2 separate regions of the Homo sapiens genome follow, and region 2 is linked to region 1. The links are chromatin loops, found by intact Hi-C in ENCODE. Cell type or tissue: CD14-positive monocyte. All regions are shown on one strand. Links, peaks and the distances in the headings refer to the core of each region. The heading gives the core; the rest is flanking DNA.

Evidence for each region. Hi-C counts contacts between places; a loop is a spot of excess contacts. Peaks named below come from ENCODE experiments on the same cell type or tissue, not always from the same donor. Only the 100,000 strongest peaks of a DNase experiment are listed, where the experiment ranks them.
Region 2: it touches region 1 in a loop (4-fold over the local background); 21 of 110 quality-filtered maps call a loop at or near these places.

What each region holds. Positions count from the first base shown.
Region 1 is chr9:37,796,364-37,804,699 of GRCh38, forward strand. It overlaps DCAF10 (DDB1 and CUL4 associated factor 10), which reads left to right and starts at 4,434. Exons shown (of 7, transcript NM_024345.5): 1 at 4,434-5,042. The coding sequence starts at 4,504. LOC105376037 (a long non-coding RNA gene) reads right to left here and starts at 4,528. Exons shown (of 3, transcript XR_929599.3): 1 at 4,304-4,528; 2 at 2,268-2,365. RefSeq lists enhancers at 3,963-4,564, 5,516-5,565 and silencers at 4,406-4,925, 5,146-5,205. In CD14-positive monocyte, for the core only: no CTCF peak of the experiment used is centred there; a DNase peak (open chromatin) is centred at 4,408; H3K4me3 peaks cover 2,536 bases; H3K27ac peaks cover 1,202 bases.
Region 2 is chr9:37,579,153-37,587,488 of GRCh38, forward strand. No RefSeq gene overlaps it. Among named protein-coding and RNA genes, the nearest start is that of FBXO10, 6.9 kb to the left of the region's middle. In CD14-positive monocyte, for the core only: CTCF peaks have their summits at 3,572 (motif pointing right), 3,771 and 3,971; no DNase peak of the experiment used is centred there; H3K27ac peaks cover 507 bases.

The DNA of each region.
Region 1 (8,336 bases), core at 263-8,262:
TATTCTATATACTTTGTTAATTTCTTCCACTATTCTGGCATTGGAGTCTTTTGCCTCGCCTTAATAGATTGCAACATTCCATTTCCATTTTTCCTCTGGAGACTTCCCACTCTGTGCTCCTCCCACTTTGGGGGGGCTGCTCTTCAGGCCTGCTGCACAGCTGTCTTTTCTTTAATTGTGGTAAAATATGCATAACAAAATTTATCATCTTAACAATTTTTACATGTACATTCAGTACATACACAGTGTTAAGTGTATTCATACTGTTGTGCAGCCATCACCACCATCCATCTCCAGAACTCTTCTCATCTTGCAAAACTGAAATTCTGTACCCATGAAACAATACCTCCCCATCCCCACCTCACCCTAGTGCCTGGCATCCACCATTCTTCTTTCTGTCTCTGTGAATTTGACGACTCTAGGTACTGCATAGAAGTGGAAACATACAGTATATATATCCTTTCGTGACTGGCTGATTTCACTTGGCATAATATTCTCAAGGTTCATACACGTTGTAGCATGTGTCATATTTCCCTCCCTTTTTGTACACCTGTCTTTTATACCTTCCTGCACTGCTCTCCTTCTTAGATCCACTTAGATCACTTTTATTCCACTTTCTTGCTTTACCTGTCCATTTTGCTAGAGGTCCATAACCTCCGGTATCTTCTTAAATAAAGAGAATATGAGGCTGGGCACAGTGGCTCACGCCTGTAAAACAGAGTGACTCTGTCTTTTCTCAAAGATCTACTGATGGCCACACAAGGCATCTCCTTGCTGTGTTAGGTATATCATCCTATGTCCTATTTCTTGTGGCATCATTGAGCCCACAGCAGGCCTCATTTTGAACTTCCACATGTGGCATTTTTTGAAAAATCTGTAGCTGTGGCAATACTGAGCTTGCATTTCCTCGTAGTTGCCAAGTTATGGCTGCCCCCAGTAAAGGGAAATTTAGAGACAATGCTTGCAAAGCTCCTACCAATAAGCCTGGTGAAGCACTTACTCAACAAATGGAAGTTGTTCTTTTTCATGGGATTACAGTTATTCAAAGGTTCAGAATTTAAAAGTGTTCAGAAGAAAAGGGGAGCCAGACCTGATATTTGTAGATTGGCTTAGATTTGGAGGTTTTTAAAAAATACTATTGAGTTGCCATCCTTGGCAAGGAGCTTGTATGTACAGCGATAGCTATAGATCCAAGCCAATCTACAAATGTGTGTGTAGCACCTGGTTACGAGCATGGAACCTGGAGCTAGATTGCCTGGATTTGAATCCTGGCTTTACCACTCTCAGGCTGACTTTTCTTTTTTGTGTCTGTGTTTTCTCATCTCTAAAATGGGGATAATAATCGTACCAACATACCTTGAGTTTTGAGTTAATATATATGAACCAGCTTAGCATAATATTAGGCACATACTAAACATTATATGAATGTTTGCTTATTATTTTTCAATAAGCTTATATGATAGGATCACTTAACTCAGCATAATATTAGGCATATACTAAACATTATATGAACATTTGCTTTTTATTTTTCAATAAGCTTATATGATAGGATCACTTTACTCAGCATAATATTAGGCATACACTAAACATTATATGAATGTTTGCTTTTTATTTTTCAATAAGCTTATATGATAGGATCACTTTACTCCTTGAGTACATTGTTTTCTTTGGGCTACAGAAGGCTCCCTGGTTGAAAGGACACATTTGTTTTCTTGGTTGTCATTCCAATTCTTTTTTTTTTTTTTTTTTTTTTTTTTTTTTTTTGAGACGGAGTCTCGCTCTGTCGCCCAGGCCGGACTGCGGACTGCAGTGGCGCAATCTCGGCTCACTGCAAGCTCCGCTTCCCGGGTTCACGCCATTCTCCTGCCTCAGCCTCCAGAGTAGCTGGGACTACAGGCGCCCGCCACCGCGCCCGGCTAATTTTTTGTATTTTTAGTAGAGACGGGGTTTCACCTTGTTAGCCAGGATGGTCTCGATCTCCTGACCTCATGATCCACCCGCCTCGGCCTCCCAAAGTGCCAATTCTTTTTTTTAATTTTTGAGATGGGGTCTCACTCTGTTGCTCAGGCTGAAGTGCAACAGGCTGAAGTGCAGGGTGATCACAGCTCACTGTAACCTTGAACTCCTGGGCTCAAGGGATCCTCCTGGCTCAGCCTTCCGAGCAGCTAGGACTACAAGCATGCATCACCACACCGGAATGATTTTGTTATTTTTCATAGAGAGACAGAGTTTCATGATGTTGCCCAGGCTGGTCTCAAACTCCTTACCCTCAAAAGATCTTCCTGCTGCTTGAGCTTGGGAGGTTGAGGCTGCAGTGAGCCATGACTGTATTACTGTACTCCATCCTGGTCAACAGAGTGAGACCCTGAAAAAAAAAAAAAAGATCCTCCTACCTTGGCCTCCCAAAGCACTGAGATTACAGGTGTGAGCCACTGTGTCTGGCCCTTGATTCTTTTTGTCAGTGCATAAGTCCTGGTTCAGGTATTGTGAAATCAAGTGATCATCCCACAGGAAACTGAAACTGAAATTGAGCAGCCATCATTCTGGTACCTCAAGGGACTCTGCAGGAAGACCCTAGGGGGACTCTGCCAAGAACAAGTCTAACCTGTTCTGAGTCTGTCTCTTTTTATGTATCTGTATCTCCTCCTACCATCAACTTTCTTTCTCACCGTCTATCCCAAGTCTGTTCTCTCATGGCTGCTGCTTTCTCATGATTTCTCTTACTCCTTTGGTTTGCTCAGGACTCCAGCGGCCTCACTCTGCCTTATGACTTTTCAATCCCAACCATCATGGCCAACTGCCTCACTTCTGATTTCCCAATTCAAATTCCCAAGAGCATGAGTCTGTATGGGCAAAGACTTTTGGTCTGGCAGCCTCATGGACCAGTGGCTAATCTATAGCCTGGTTACTCAAATAGTTGTCCTACCCCGGCTAGTAGGCAAGGAAAGCTAAGTAACAGCTACAAAATTCGACAGCCTAGGACTTCTAGGATGGGTTCAGTAGAATATACGTGCTGGCATACACATGAAGAGTGTGAATGCCAGGCAAGTAGGCTGCTACAGTAGATTGGACCCATCCAGGGGGTCTCCAGAGAAGTAGAACCAATAGGAGATATAGATATAAGAGAACATTTAATATGGGAATTGGTTCATATCATTGTAGAGGAGTCCCATGATCTGCAGTCTGCAAGCTGGAGAACCAGGAAATCTGGTGGTGTAATTCAGTCTGAGTCTGAAGGTGTGAGAATCAGAGGAGCTAATGGTATAACTCCCGGTCCAAGACTGAAGGCCTGAAAACTGACGATGAGTCCCCAAGTCCAAAGCCCGCAGAACCGAGTTTTGATGTCTAAGGGCAGGAGATGGATGTACCAACTTAAGAGAAAGTTAAATCACCCTTCTGCCTTTTTGTTCCTTTTCAGTCTTTAATGAATAGGATGATGCCTGTCCACAATGGTGAGGGCAGATCTTCTATTGATTCAAATGCTAATCTGTCCTGGAAACACCCTCACAGGCACACACAGAAATAATGGTTTTCCAGGCTATCTGGGCATCTGTTAGCCCAGTCAAGTTGACCCAGAAAAGTAACTATCACCTATTTGCCATCTTTCATTTAAGCCCAGATACACAGACTGGCTATCTCAGCCATTCCTTGGGTAGCACATCCAAACCTGTTTCCTCTCAGTCTCTCCTTTGCCTTGTGACAAATAGGTTTTGGAAGAAGCTGCCTGTGGTCACCCTGAACTTGTTGTGCCTTTAAGAGTTGGGCATGCTGGCCAGGCGCGGTGGCTCATGCCTGTAATCCCAGCACTTCGGGAGGCCGAGGCGGGTGGATCACGAGGTTCAAGACCAGCCAGGCCAAGATGGTGAAACCCTATCTCTACTAAAAAATACAAAAAATTAGCCGGGCGTGGTGGTGGGCGCCTGTAATCCCAGCTGCTCGGGAGGCTGGGGCAGAGAATTGCTTGAACCCGGGAGACGGAGGTTGCAGTGAGCCGAGATCGCGCCACTGCACTCCAGCCTGGGCGACAGCGCGAGACTCCATCTCGGAAAAAAAAAAAAAAAAAAAGAGTGGCATGTCACCTATTGTGTGTGGCCTGCACGTAATGCACTAATTCTTAATCCCTCGCTGATCCCAGTGTAAAGTGGAGACACCAGTACATACTCAGCCTCACAGGACTGACTGGTCAGGCCACTCATCCCCAGGCACGCGGCCACCGGTCACTGACAACTACAGACCGACTCTGCCACCCAGATCAGGTGCCCAGATGCTCAGTCGCTCACACAGGTAACTACTCGCTCCCTACCTCCGTTCCCGGGACTGCGGCGCCCCAAACCCGGCGGTGTCTCAGCTTTCCCGGTCCCCGGCGGACGGTGGCCGAGGGGCGGCGCGGGTTTCCAGCCGGTGGGGTTAGGCCGCTGCACGCCGGAAGTGGCAGCTGAACAGGGGCACTGAGGTGTCGGCCGGCGGGGCAGTGGCCCGGAGCGGGGGGCGGGGGCGTTGATCATGTTTCCCTTTGGGCCCCATAGCCCTGGAGGGGACGGATCGGCCGGAGCCGGGGCTGAGGAGCCGACGCCCCACGAGGGGCAGGCAGCAGCCACCGGGCCGCCCTCGCCACTACATCCCGGGGCTGATGCGACCCATCCCCCTCCACCCGCCCGAAGCCCTCGCCGCCCCGGCGCCCCATCGCTGTCCCCGGCCCCGCGCTCCGGAGAGCTAGGGCTGCCTGGAGCTCCGGAGTCCTCAACTGCCTCCGCCCCGGGAGAGCCGTCACCTCCCTCCCCTCCGTGCCGGCGGCCCGGGCCAGACTGCAGGGCCAAGAGCCGGGGCCGACACGGCCTCGGCGCGGGCCTGGGCGGCCCTGGCGCTAGGCTGTTCGGGTGGCTGAAAGAGCGCAGCCTGGGCCGCGGGCTGTTCGTGGACCCGGCGCGGGACAATTTTCGCACCATGACTAGCCTCTACGGTTCCATCCACCCCGCGGACTCGGTGTACCTCAGCACCCGCACCCACGGCGCCGTCTTCAACCTCGAGTACTCGCCCGACGGGTAAGCGCGGCCCCTCGGAGGGCGGGCGCCCGCCTCCGCCCGGCTCTGCTGCCAGCGGACGGCCGTCCTGGGCTCGCTCCCCGCGCCCGGGCCGAGGTTAGCGAGGCCGTTTGGGGCCGCTGGCCTTCGTGCCTCCTGGCACTTTCTGAAGCGCATTCTCGCCCTTGGAATCCCCAGCCCAGCTTTTTGAGGCAGGCAGGCGGGGCCCCACTTGCTCGCCTTCAGGACTTGGGCTCTGTGAAGGAGAAATGCCCGAAGCTACACAGCGGACCTGTCAGAGCCAGCCCACAACTAGGGCTTTCTGGTACACAGTAGGTGCTCAGTAAATACATTTTGAATAAATGCCCGCTTTCTCCCCATCATCCTAGGCTCGCGTTTTCCTACCTAAACCTGTGTCGGGGTAGGAAAGCTGTAGATTCCTTGCACTCTGTACCTGAACTTGCCATGATGGGGCAAGTGCGTTCCTTTGCTCAAGGAAGATACAGTACTAAGACACTGTAGAGACGTGGCTCTCATGATTTGGGTCATTTGTGAAGTCCCCAGGCTAGACTACAGCCTTTTTCTTGGCTGATTAAATATTTATTGTATGGCTTTGCTTTAAAGGGAACTTTCCAAAATCGTATCTATTTAAAACTTTGTCTTGTCAGTACACAAGTCCGCCATCAAAAGAAAAAATGTGCACAGTTCCACCATGAGGTGACATAGTTAATGTAATTCTTACCCCACCAAGCCTCTCGGTTGCTAGTTGTTTACTCAGTTGTTCATTCATTCATTCTCTCATTCGGCGTATATTTGTTGAGCACTTGCTATGTTCCAAATGCAGGAGTAACCATGCTGAGCAAAACCAGCTAATGGCACTGTTTTCATTGAGCCTGGGACTTAATGGTTCAACTAGATAGTAGATAGCCTTACTAAATAATGCATAAAATATATTTGTTAATTGAGATAAAGTCTTGAAGGAATCTGTTATGGACACTGTGTTCACGGATTCCCTGAGGAAGTGGCACCTAAATGAAAATAAAAATGAGTACGAAATAAATTAGTCAAGATAGGGTTGGGAAAGGGATAGAAGTATTTCAGATGGAGATGATTGGTATGTCAAAGGTCGTAGAAGGGCAGCATATCATGTTACAGGAGGTGAAAAAAAATAGGTTTACAAAGCAAAAAATTTTACTGAAGAAAGACCTGAAGTTGCTAAGGAAGGAGCAAAGGAATAGAAACAGGAGTTACTGTGAGCAAGTAGACTCTATTCCATTTCAATGATGGAAGCGCTTCCTAATCACACGTGGTGCTGGGGTCTCTGGGGTCTCAACAGCAATTGGTTGGAGCATGTAGCAGTGGATGCACACCTGAATAAGGTGGAAAACTGGTGAGAGGAGAAACTATTTTGCTGAAACTTATTCATGGAACCTCGCAGCCTCCTTCCTTCAGCCAAGCCCTATTCCTAAAGTTTCCCTCAAAACACGAACAGTCTGTCCTCAAATATTCAGTTTCTCTCTTCATATCCCGGCCCCTCTCCTCCCAACCTCCTACCGATACTTTCAGGAATTCAGAAGCAGCTATTTCTACTTTTTGGATGTGGGATTTTAGGTGGGAGTATAATGAGAAGAACAGATTTTAGAGCTGTTAGAATAAGGGATATATTGCTTAGTTTTTGTTTGAATCTAGAATGTATTTTCTCATAACAGTTTTGTAAAAGGTGGTTAGGAACTCTTGCACTTAATTCCATAATTTTAAATTACACAATTAACATATATGCTCATTGTGTAAAACCTAGGCAATAAATGAGCAAAAAATACCTAAACATTGCTTATGATCCCAGAGATTAAATGGATATCTAAGGAAATTTTTAATTTGTGTATGTTTATTTTAATATAAACATGGAATCACTGTTTTGTAGCTTGCTTTTTTTCTTACAGTAAATTGTGAACTGCTTATGTTAATAAATATATTTCTACAACATTAACATTTTTCATTAGTTTAAATAAAACCTCTTTGAACAAATATTTTATATTTATATCTTTAGGATAAATCCCTAGAATGAGTTATTGTTATGAAGATTTTTATATCTATTGTTAAATTGCCCTCTGCAAAGATCATACTAATTCTCATTACTATATTCTGATTCCTACATTCTAGACACATGCCTGTCTCCTCATACCCTTGGCAACACTGCATACTGCCATTCTTTTTCATGTTTATCAGGGTGATGAGTGAAAATACTTCAGTGTTTTAATTTTTCAGTCTTCTTACTTCATCTAGTATGCCCTACATTTGTGTAGGACTTAAAGTAATTTTACAGATAGATGACATATCCGTGTTAAATGAGGTAATTTCTCATATCTTTCAGTTAAATATGAGTTAAATCAGCTTACCAGGTAGCATAACCACTGTCACCCTCAAGGACTTCTCAATACAGAGAAGGAGGGGGTGACACAGAATGTAAAAATTAAAATTATGAATTTAATAGAGACCACAATATAAGGAATTTGGCAATAAAAAAGATAAATGGGTTAGAAGGTATTTTCTAAAGAATTCAAAAAATGTTTTAAGTGATAGAAACATTGTCAAAATAAGTGTATCACCTTCTAAAATGACATTTTGAAAAAGTAAAATTGATAATGTTAATAAATTATAGTATGTCAGACCCTGTCAAACTGTCCTCCATGAGAACACATTAGGCACAGCTATAGAGATAATTCACATATTGGAAAATAGAAGCAAAGAAACTAACTAGAATACAGACCTGGAAAACACAGAGATTGAAAATATGAAAAGGAGATTTAGTAACACAGAGCATAGAGAGAAAAAGCATACCATATAGTTAGCCAGAGTTCCTAAAGAAAATAGTCCCAGTTTCTTCAGGAACTCTGGCTAACTATATGGTACGCTTATACCATATAAGCATATCATATGGTGTAAGGGGGACTATTTGAAGACATAATAGCTGAGAACTTTCCAGAATTGAAGAAAGGCACCAAGCCATGATTTAAGAAGCCCAACAAACCCAAGCAAGAATTCTTTCTAGACATATTGTAGTGAAACTGTGGGACAATAAATATAAAATCTTAAAAGACAGAGGAAAAAGGGGCCGGGTACGGTGGCTCACGCCTGTAATCCCAGCACTTTCGGAGGCTGAGGTGGGTGGATCACCTGAGGTTGGGAGTTCGAGACCAGCCTGACCAACATGGAGAAACCCTGTCTCTACTAAAAATACAAAACTAGCCGAGCGTGGTGGTGCATGCCTGTAATCCCAGCTACTCAGGAGGCTGAGGCAGGAGAATCGCTTGAACT
Region 2 (8,336 bases), core at 23-8,022, 220 kb before region 1:
TGAATGTGGTATGATTCTGGGTGAGGTCTAAGTTACCATGTAGCTGGTCTCTTTTATAAATAAGAAAACCAAACACTAAAACCTAAAGCCAACAATTTATTTTAAGACACAAAGTTGTACAGTAGCTAGGTATAGTAGAAAGACCACAGGGGTAGTCTCACACTGCAATGAGCCTGATGATTTACCTTGCTGACTGACAAAGCTATGCCATATTTAATCCTTTGAAAAGTATCTTACTCCATGAAACTGGCAGTCCAGATATGACTGTCAATAAACAATCAAAAGCTTGAGTTTCTGGATTTGTGCCAGCTAACATTATCATTTTGGTATTTGTATAAAACAGCTGACTTTCAAAGTGCTACAGCAGTGTCCTACAAGAGCAAGCTGTCTTCCCTATTAGTGGGGCAAGCATCACGTGCCACATGGGAATTTTTGTTTGTTTTGAGATGGGGTTTTGCTCTTGTCGCCCAGACTGGAGTGCAATGGCATGATCTTGGCTCACCGCAACCCCCACCTCCCAGGTTCAAGCGATTGTCCTGCTTCAGCCTCCCCCGTAGCTGGTATTAACAGGTACCAGCCACTAGGCCCAGCTAATTTTTGTATTTTAGTAGAGACGGGGTTTCACCATGTTGGCCAGGCTGGTCTCAAACTCCCGACCTCAGGTGATTCGCCCGCCTCAGCCTCCCAAAGCTCTGGGATTACAGGCATGAGCCACCACACCTGGCCAGGGGTTTTTTTTTTTTTTTTTTTTTTTTGAAACAGAGTCTCGCTCTGTTGCCCAGGCTGGAGTGCAGTGGCTCAGTCTCAGCTCACTGCAACCTCCACCTCCTGGGTTCAAGCGATTCTTCTGTCTCAGCCTCCCAAGTAGCTGGGACTACAGGCTTTCGCATTTTCAGTAGAGACAGGGTTTCACCATATTGATTAGTCTGGTCTCAAACTCCTGACCTCAGGTAATCCACCTGCCTCGGCCTCCCAAAGTGGTGGGATTACAGGTGTAAGCCAATGCGCCCAGCCAAAAATATAACTACTTAAATATAAGAACATCATTCACAAACTACAGTTGAGCCCTCTCTTCTTTCTGCCCTCATCTCACCTCTGCATGCCTCTATCCTACCATTAGACTCGAGAGGAAACTTACTCATCTTTATACACTGGCACCTGGCTGGTGTTTACTGGCAAATGTATAAGTGAACACACAAAATCTCCTCAGCCATGGGAGCTTTATTTACTTTGCTTTCCAGAAAAAGTAGGCTCACACAGAGTGGTGTCCCAGGTCAACATAGTGGACATGCCATGCTTTTTGGCTGCCCAGCATCTGAGGTCCCTTCCTACATTTGGGAATTCCTTGTTTATGAGTTTGCTGGGAAGCAGAACATGCCTTTCACTATAGAAGTGGAAATTCCAGGTATTTTCTCTGCTTCTCCTTGTGATTCTATCATGCTACAAATTACTCTTGATTTTGAATTAAGTACCAGAGACACAATAAAGTCTCTGGAATAATTTTCTCTGGGACCATGGCAAGTGCGGCAAGTTCTTAGAGCAACACTGGCTGCCATGATCCAGGGTTCTGTGCATGTGGCTTTGGCAAAGTAAGTGGTGGCACCTAATGTTCAGCAGAAATGGCGTCCTCACTGCCCCAGCTCTGTGGAGTATGACCAAGGAACAAAGGGTGATGTTCCAGTTGCCTACTCTCCAAGCCTAATTCTCTAGGCCTCCTGGTGATACTGAACTCCCTGTTATCCTTTTAATAAAATACTTTTCTTTTTCTGTCAAAATTGGATTTTGGTGTTTGCAACTAAAAAATCTGACTCACATAGTCACATGATAAATAGCAGAGCTGAAACTATAATCTAGGACATTGAAATCCTAATTCTAGTATTCTTTCCATGTAGACAGATCTCTACTTTCCAACAACCCACAATTTTTACATTACATATCGCTGTCCCTAAATCATTTTGTTCACCGAATTTATACTTGAATATGTAAGCTGATTAGTGAACATTTCAAGTGACTGTATTTCAAATGCAGTATTATCTTTGTACATCTGTTTATGTAATAGTTTCTTTCTTTTTTGCATTTTTGGCCTCTATATACTTAAGTGGAAATGAAAATACCCCGCACTTGAACAAACGTGGGAGTTAGGGGCCCCGACACCTGCACAGTCACAAATCTGCATGTAACTTTGACTCCCCAAAAACTTAACTACTAATAGCCTACTGTTGCACAGAAACCTTACCGATAACATAAAAAATAGATTAATATGTATTTTGTATCATTATCTATTATATACTGTATTCTTACAACACAGTAAGCTAGAGAAAATGTTAAGAAAATCACAGAGAGAAAAAGCATTGACAGTACTATACCGTATTTATTTAGATTCTAAGTTTAGGTTGTCTGTTTACAAGATTAGTCGTGTCTGAAATCAGAGCAACTACAGCTGCAGACCTCAATCTATAGTACATATCAAGAATTCAACTTTTTCCTTTAATGTCATGACTTTTCTCTGCTTCCTGGGAGCACTTCCAGCATCACTAGTGGCACTCTGTATAGATCCCATGGAGTTATTCAAAGTTTTGTGGTATGGTATTAAACACAAAAAATACATGAGACAGAGAGGGATCGCTTTTACTTTGATTTGCAATTTACTGGAGCGAGGAACTGCTCATGCAGAGATGAGTGTCACATGGCATTTTAAGTGGATACCTATAACACTTGAGCTCCCTGCAGTGGCAACAAGAGGTGGCTATGGACTTACTGTATTACACTATTACAAAAGATAATTTTATGCAGTTATGATTTAATACTGCATCTTTCTCTTGACCTCAAATTGTGCTATGTATGGTCTGTGTACATAAGTTTTGATAAATCTTAATTTTTTATAATAGATGTGTGCATTTTATGAGTAAGACTACAATCTACATATATTTTATGCATTCATGACATCCTTTATCTTAAATTTTTTCAATATTTCTAGACTACATATGTGTGCTTTTTTCAAATTGTTGCAAATCTCCGATTTTTCAACGCATTTTTTGAAAAAAATCTGCACGTAAGTGGACCTGTGCACTTCAAATCTGTGTTGTTCAAGGGTCAACTCTACTATTACTAATGTGACTGAGAAAAAGATGAAAAACTATTAGACACGCTTAAAGTAGATCTTTTTAGCCTTATAATGACTGTTGGACTAAAACCAGCTGTGTTTTATTTCTGAATGAAAGAAACAATTTAAGAACATATTTCATAACTCTGAAAATATTTCGTATGTTTAAAAGACAAAGTGCATAAATGATTTTGTAATGTTTTACATCTCAGTAACAAGTATATTCAACTTTTACATATGTGATTTCTATGTTTTGTGTACTTATGCTAAAGTAGGCAACTGACACCACATAGGCATATCTGTAATACTGAGCATACACAAGTAGCATGTAAGTAGCAACTGTTCACTGTCTCCTGGGTGATGTCCATAACACAGAGTAAGGAAAAGGTCTTGTGTTTTATCTCAAATTTATTATGACAAATTTCAAAAAATACGTTATTAAAGGTTGTTCTTGTGTAGTGGAATTTGGAACTGCAGTATACACAATAGCCAGCAGATGTCAGAATGGAATCTCTTAAGACTCAAGTATGAAAACACAATAAATAACAGGAGTTTCTGGAAGGACTGAGGCTTTCTTGCTCTTCTGTGCACAACACACTTCAGTCACACTGGTCTTTCTTCCTCAAATACATCTGCTTTAACACTTTTTCAAAGATGCCCCGCTCTATCTGGCCAATTCCTATTCACCCAAACCTTACTTTATGTGTCTCTTCCTAAGGGAGTCCTCCCTACTGCCTCCCAGGCTCAAAATCGAACCCATTATTTTCCCCTTGAAACTTGTTCCTTACTTCAGCGAATGGCACCGTCAACCCTGCACTTAAACCAGAAATCAGGGAGTCTTCTTTGATGCCTTTCTTTCCTCACTACACGTATCTAAATAAATGCTGAGCTGCTCATATACCCCTCTGACCTCTCCTTCAAATACAGTACCCATATTGCATCCAATATTGTTTTAAGTGGACAATTCTGAACTCCCCACCTTGATCAACATGATCTTTGCCTGACCCTCCCTTTACCTAGTCACCCTAGATAACCTGGACCTATCCCTTCAGGTTCCTTTAAATGTCATGTTTTCAGGTAAGTTCTCTCTGAGCCTCCAGCAAGGTTTTCAGGTCTTTGAGATATTTACTCACATGGCATCTTATGGCAGATTATAGACCTCAAAAAGGCAGTCCCCCTGCCCGTCCATATCCTCAACTCCTAGCACAGTGCCTGGCACATAGCAGGAACTCAGTAACGCTGATGAATGAATTTGTAATCTCAGGGCTTTGATCTATGATAAAATGAACATCTTTAAAGTAATAAAAGTGATTTGGTGACCATTTCACACTTAGCCAAATTTTACTCTTTACTTTAGAAGGTGTCCTGTAGGACAAATCCGGCCAGCCATCTTTTCTGTAAATAAAGTTTTATTGGGACACAGCCACACCCACTCATTTGCATATTGTCCCTGGCTGCTTTCATACTACCAACTGCAGTTGGCAGCTGAGAGATCGTAAGAGCCCACAAAGCCTAAAATATTTACCATTTGCCCCTAACAGAAAGCTTGCCAACCCCTGCTTTAGTGGCTTGACGACTGAGCTACATGCAGAATTTATGACATGATCAAGCTATAAAAGCAAAATAGAGTAAAAAGAATGGTGCCTGGATCTTGTAAGAGACAAGCTTAGCTCAAGCAAAGAGGGGGAAGAGAACAAGAAGTCCTGATTCCTGTACTTGTTCTTCATTCCAAATGTAGGCCCAAATTTTCCAGCCTGTGAACTGCTGAACATGTTAACTGTAATGCTAACTTACTCCACAGAAGAACTATAAAGAGCAATGATAAAGCAGTTTTTTTTTTTAATGTTGCACTGACAGCAGGAAGTACACTACCTTAACTTAGGAGCAGCATTCCTACTAAGCTGGTAACCTGTTTGTGGAGAATAAACATTTTTCACTATCCCCATTTCTTTCAACGTACCCCTTTCAAGAGTTTACCAAACTCAAATTTGCTATGGTTCTTTCTTATTTCATGTTACATATTCAAACAAACAAACTGTATATATCTCCCCAACTGTTTCTTAATGTACTATTTTAGAACTGCTTATTCCAAGTATTGAGCCCCTCTGTGGCGTTTATGGCCTGAAAGTTAAAAAGCTGGTCACAAAAACTGAACCATCACATTTTCTCTTACTCCAGCCTGAACATACACTAGAATCCAGGGTAACAATTACACTATTTTCCTCCAAGAAAAGCATGTAAGGATGGGGTACAAGGAATAAATAAACATTAAAAGTCCCCTGGATAAGCACAGACTGACTAGAAATAATTTTTTTAAATGAAAAAAAAAAAAAAAGTCCCCTAGGCCTTGGCCAGCTGCTACTCATTGGCCACTGAAACTTGCAGTCTCAACCTCTCCACCTGTAAAATGGCATTATTATTGATTGGTTAAGGCTATTTTTAGATAATGAACTTAAGTGTTTGGTAAGTTTGAAGTTTGTACACAATTAGAGGATGAGTATGCTATCTCAGAGCATCTGGAAATAGGAATGAGATCTGTCTATGCTGTGAATGCCAGCACAAATCACTTCTAAATGCCTTATACCAAAGACTAGCCATTAATAACATTTACCAAATGTCAAGCAATTGTGCCAGCTGCTCTACTTGCATTTTTTCACTTAATCCTTACGACACTTTGAAGTAGAGAGATGTTTCTATTATCCTAATTTTATAGTTAAAGAAAATGAGATTCGGAGCTCACTTGCTGAAAATCACCCATCTCGTAAGTATTGGAGCCAACATTCAAAATCAAGTCTGCCTGTCTTTAGAGCCAGTATTCATATGACCACAGTGCCATACACTACACCTTCTTAATTTAAGAAATAAATACAAAACCACAGAATTAAAATACATGCTTTCCAGGTTAAGATGGTAGATGAAGCACGTATACCTACCTCCACTCCCTCCCAAAAATCCCATTAAATGACGGTAAAGGTTTTTGTTTTAAGATATAAACCTAAAAGGATGGAAGAAAAGAGGAAACAGGAATAAAACGTTAGAAGCTGGAAAATAGGTAGATCAACAGTAAATAATGTAGTAGACTCTGAAAAACTGAATTCTGAGCCAGCGGTAGAAAAAGAAAAAAACCCACAAGAACCCCCAAACAACAACAAAAACTCACAACCTAATTTATATCATGGAATCCCTAAAAGGCTCAGAAACTAGTGGCTTCAGGTGCCTCTAGCAATAAGGGGTAGAAGGGTAGACATTAAAATAAGAATTGGTGCAAGGTTTAAGTAATCAGATGCTCTCTGCAACTCTATGCAGCAAAACAGCCTCCATTACACAGTACCCTCTCAAAATGATAGTTTTTTTTTTTAGGCCAGGTGCAGTGGCTCACACCTGTAATCTCAGCACTTTGGGAAGCTGAGATGGGCGGATCACCTGAGGCCAGCAGTTCGAGACCAGCCTGGCCAACATGATGAAACATCATCTCTACTAAAACTACAAAAATTAGACAGGCATGGTGGTGTGCGCCTGTAATCCCAGCTACTCAGGTGGCTAAGGCACAAGAACCGTTTGAGTCAGGGAGGCAGAGGTTGCAGCGAGCCAAGATCGTCCACTGCACTCCAGCCTGGAGCAAAACTCTGTCTCCAAAAAATAAAAAGTTTATTTTCTGAAAAGGGTAAAATAGAAGGTCTCTAGATTATGGGATGCCAGGCAGTTTGGGCAGAGGTACTATACTCAAAACAGAGACGCAGTGAGCAAATACATACTGGATATTGAAACACACACACACACACCTGTCTGTCCTGAGCCTCACCACAGCCCTATTCCTTTGAATCCCAGAACGTTGGCAGGGCCTCATTCAGCACTTGGGAGATTGGAAGAGTCTTTGTTCTCTGAGCAATGACCAGCTCAATGGGAAATAACTAAAGATACAGACGCAAAAAGTTTTCTCAACAAAAATGGCCCAATAGATGGCCCTTTGGCAAAGTTCAACATCAACAAGCTCCACTCCAGGCCTTTAATCCATGTTAGTTCCCAATTTTTAAGTGTGAGCAGACAACCAAGGAAAGCATCTAACATGAAACAAAAAAAGAGAAAAGCAATTACAGATAAAATAGAATATAAAGGAAAAAGAAAACATTAAAAGTACTATTGTTCTAAAAAGAGAGCAGAAGGAAAAAGAAGGGGAGGAAATCAATAAAAACCTATAAGCATTCATTGGTGGATGCTACAAATTAATACGACTGAACTCATGGAGACAGAGTAGAATGATGGTTACCAGAGGCTAGGAAAGGTTAGGGAAGGAATGCAGGGATGGCTAATGGGTACAAAAATATAGTTAGATGTAATGAATAAGTTCTAGTATTTGATAGCATAATGGGTGATTACAGTCAATAATAATTTACTGTACATCTAAAAATAACTAAAAGTATAACTGGAATGTTTGTAACATAAATAAATTATAAATGAGGTGACAGATAATCCCGTTATCCTGATGTGATTATTAGGTACTGTATGCCTGTATCAAAATATCTCATGCACCCCATAAATATATACACTTACATACCCATAAAAAATAATAAAATTATTTTAAAACCTACAAAATTTGAGAAATAAAGATACAAGTTTCAAGTTTAAATAGGTTCACCAAGTGCCCACCACAGTGTATTAAAATAAACACACACTAAATGATGTCATCATGGAATATAAGCATACTAGGAACAAAGATCCTTGTTTCTCAGGAAGAAATACTTAGTCCCACAAAAAAATCAGGAATCAGAATGATTTCAGATTTCTCAGCAGCAACACTGAAAGCTAGAGGCTTTGCTTTAAAATTCTGAAGGAAAATGATTGCTAATCTAGAACCCTATATTCATCAAACTATAGAATAAAGACATTTTTAAGGCCAGGCACAGTGGCTCATGCCTATAATCCCAGCACTTTGGGAGGCTGAGGTGGGCAGATTACCTGAGGTCAGGAGTTCGAGACCAGCCTGGCCAACATGGCAAAACCCTGTCTCTACTAAAAATACAAAAATTAGCCAGGCGTGGTGGCACGTGCCTGTAATCCCAGCTACTTGGGAGGCTAAGGCAGGAAAATCGCTTGAACTGGGAGGTGGAGGTTGCAGTGAGCCAAGATCATGCCACTGCACTCTAGCCTAGTTGACAGAGCAAGACTCCGTGTTAAAAAAAAAAAAAAAAAAAAAAAAAAAGACATTTTTAGACCAGCAAGGTCATTCACCTCC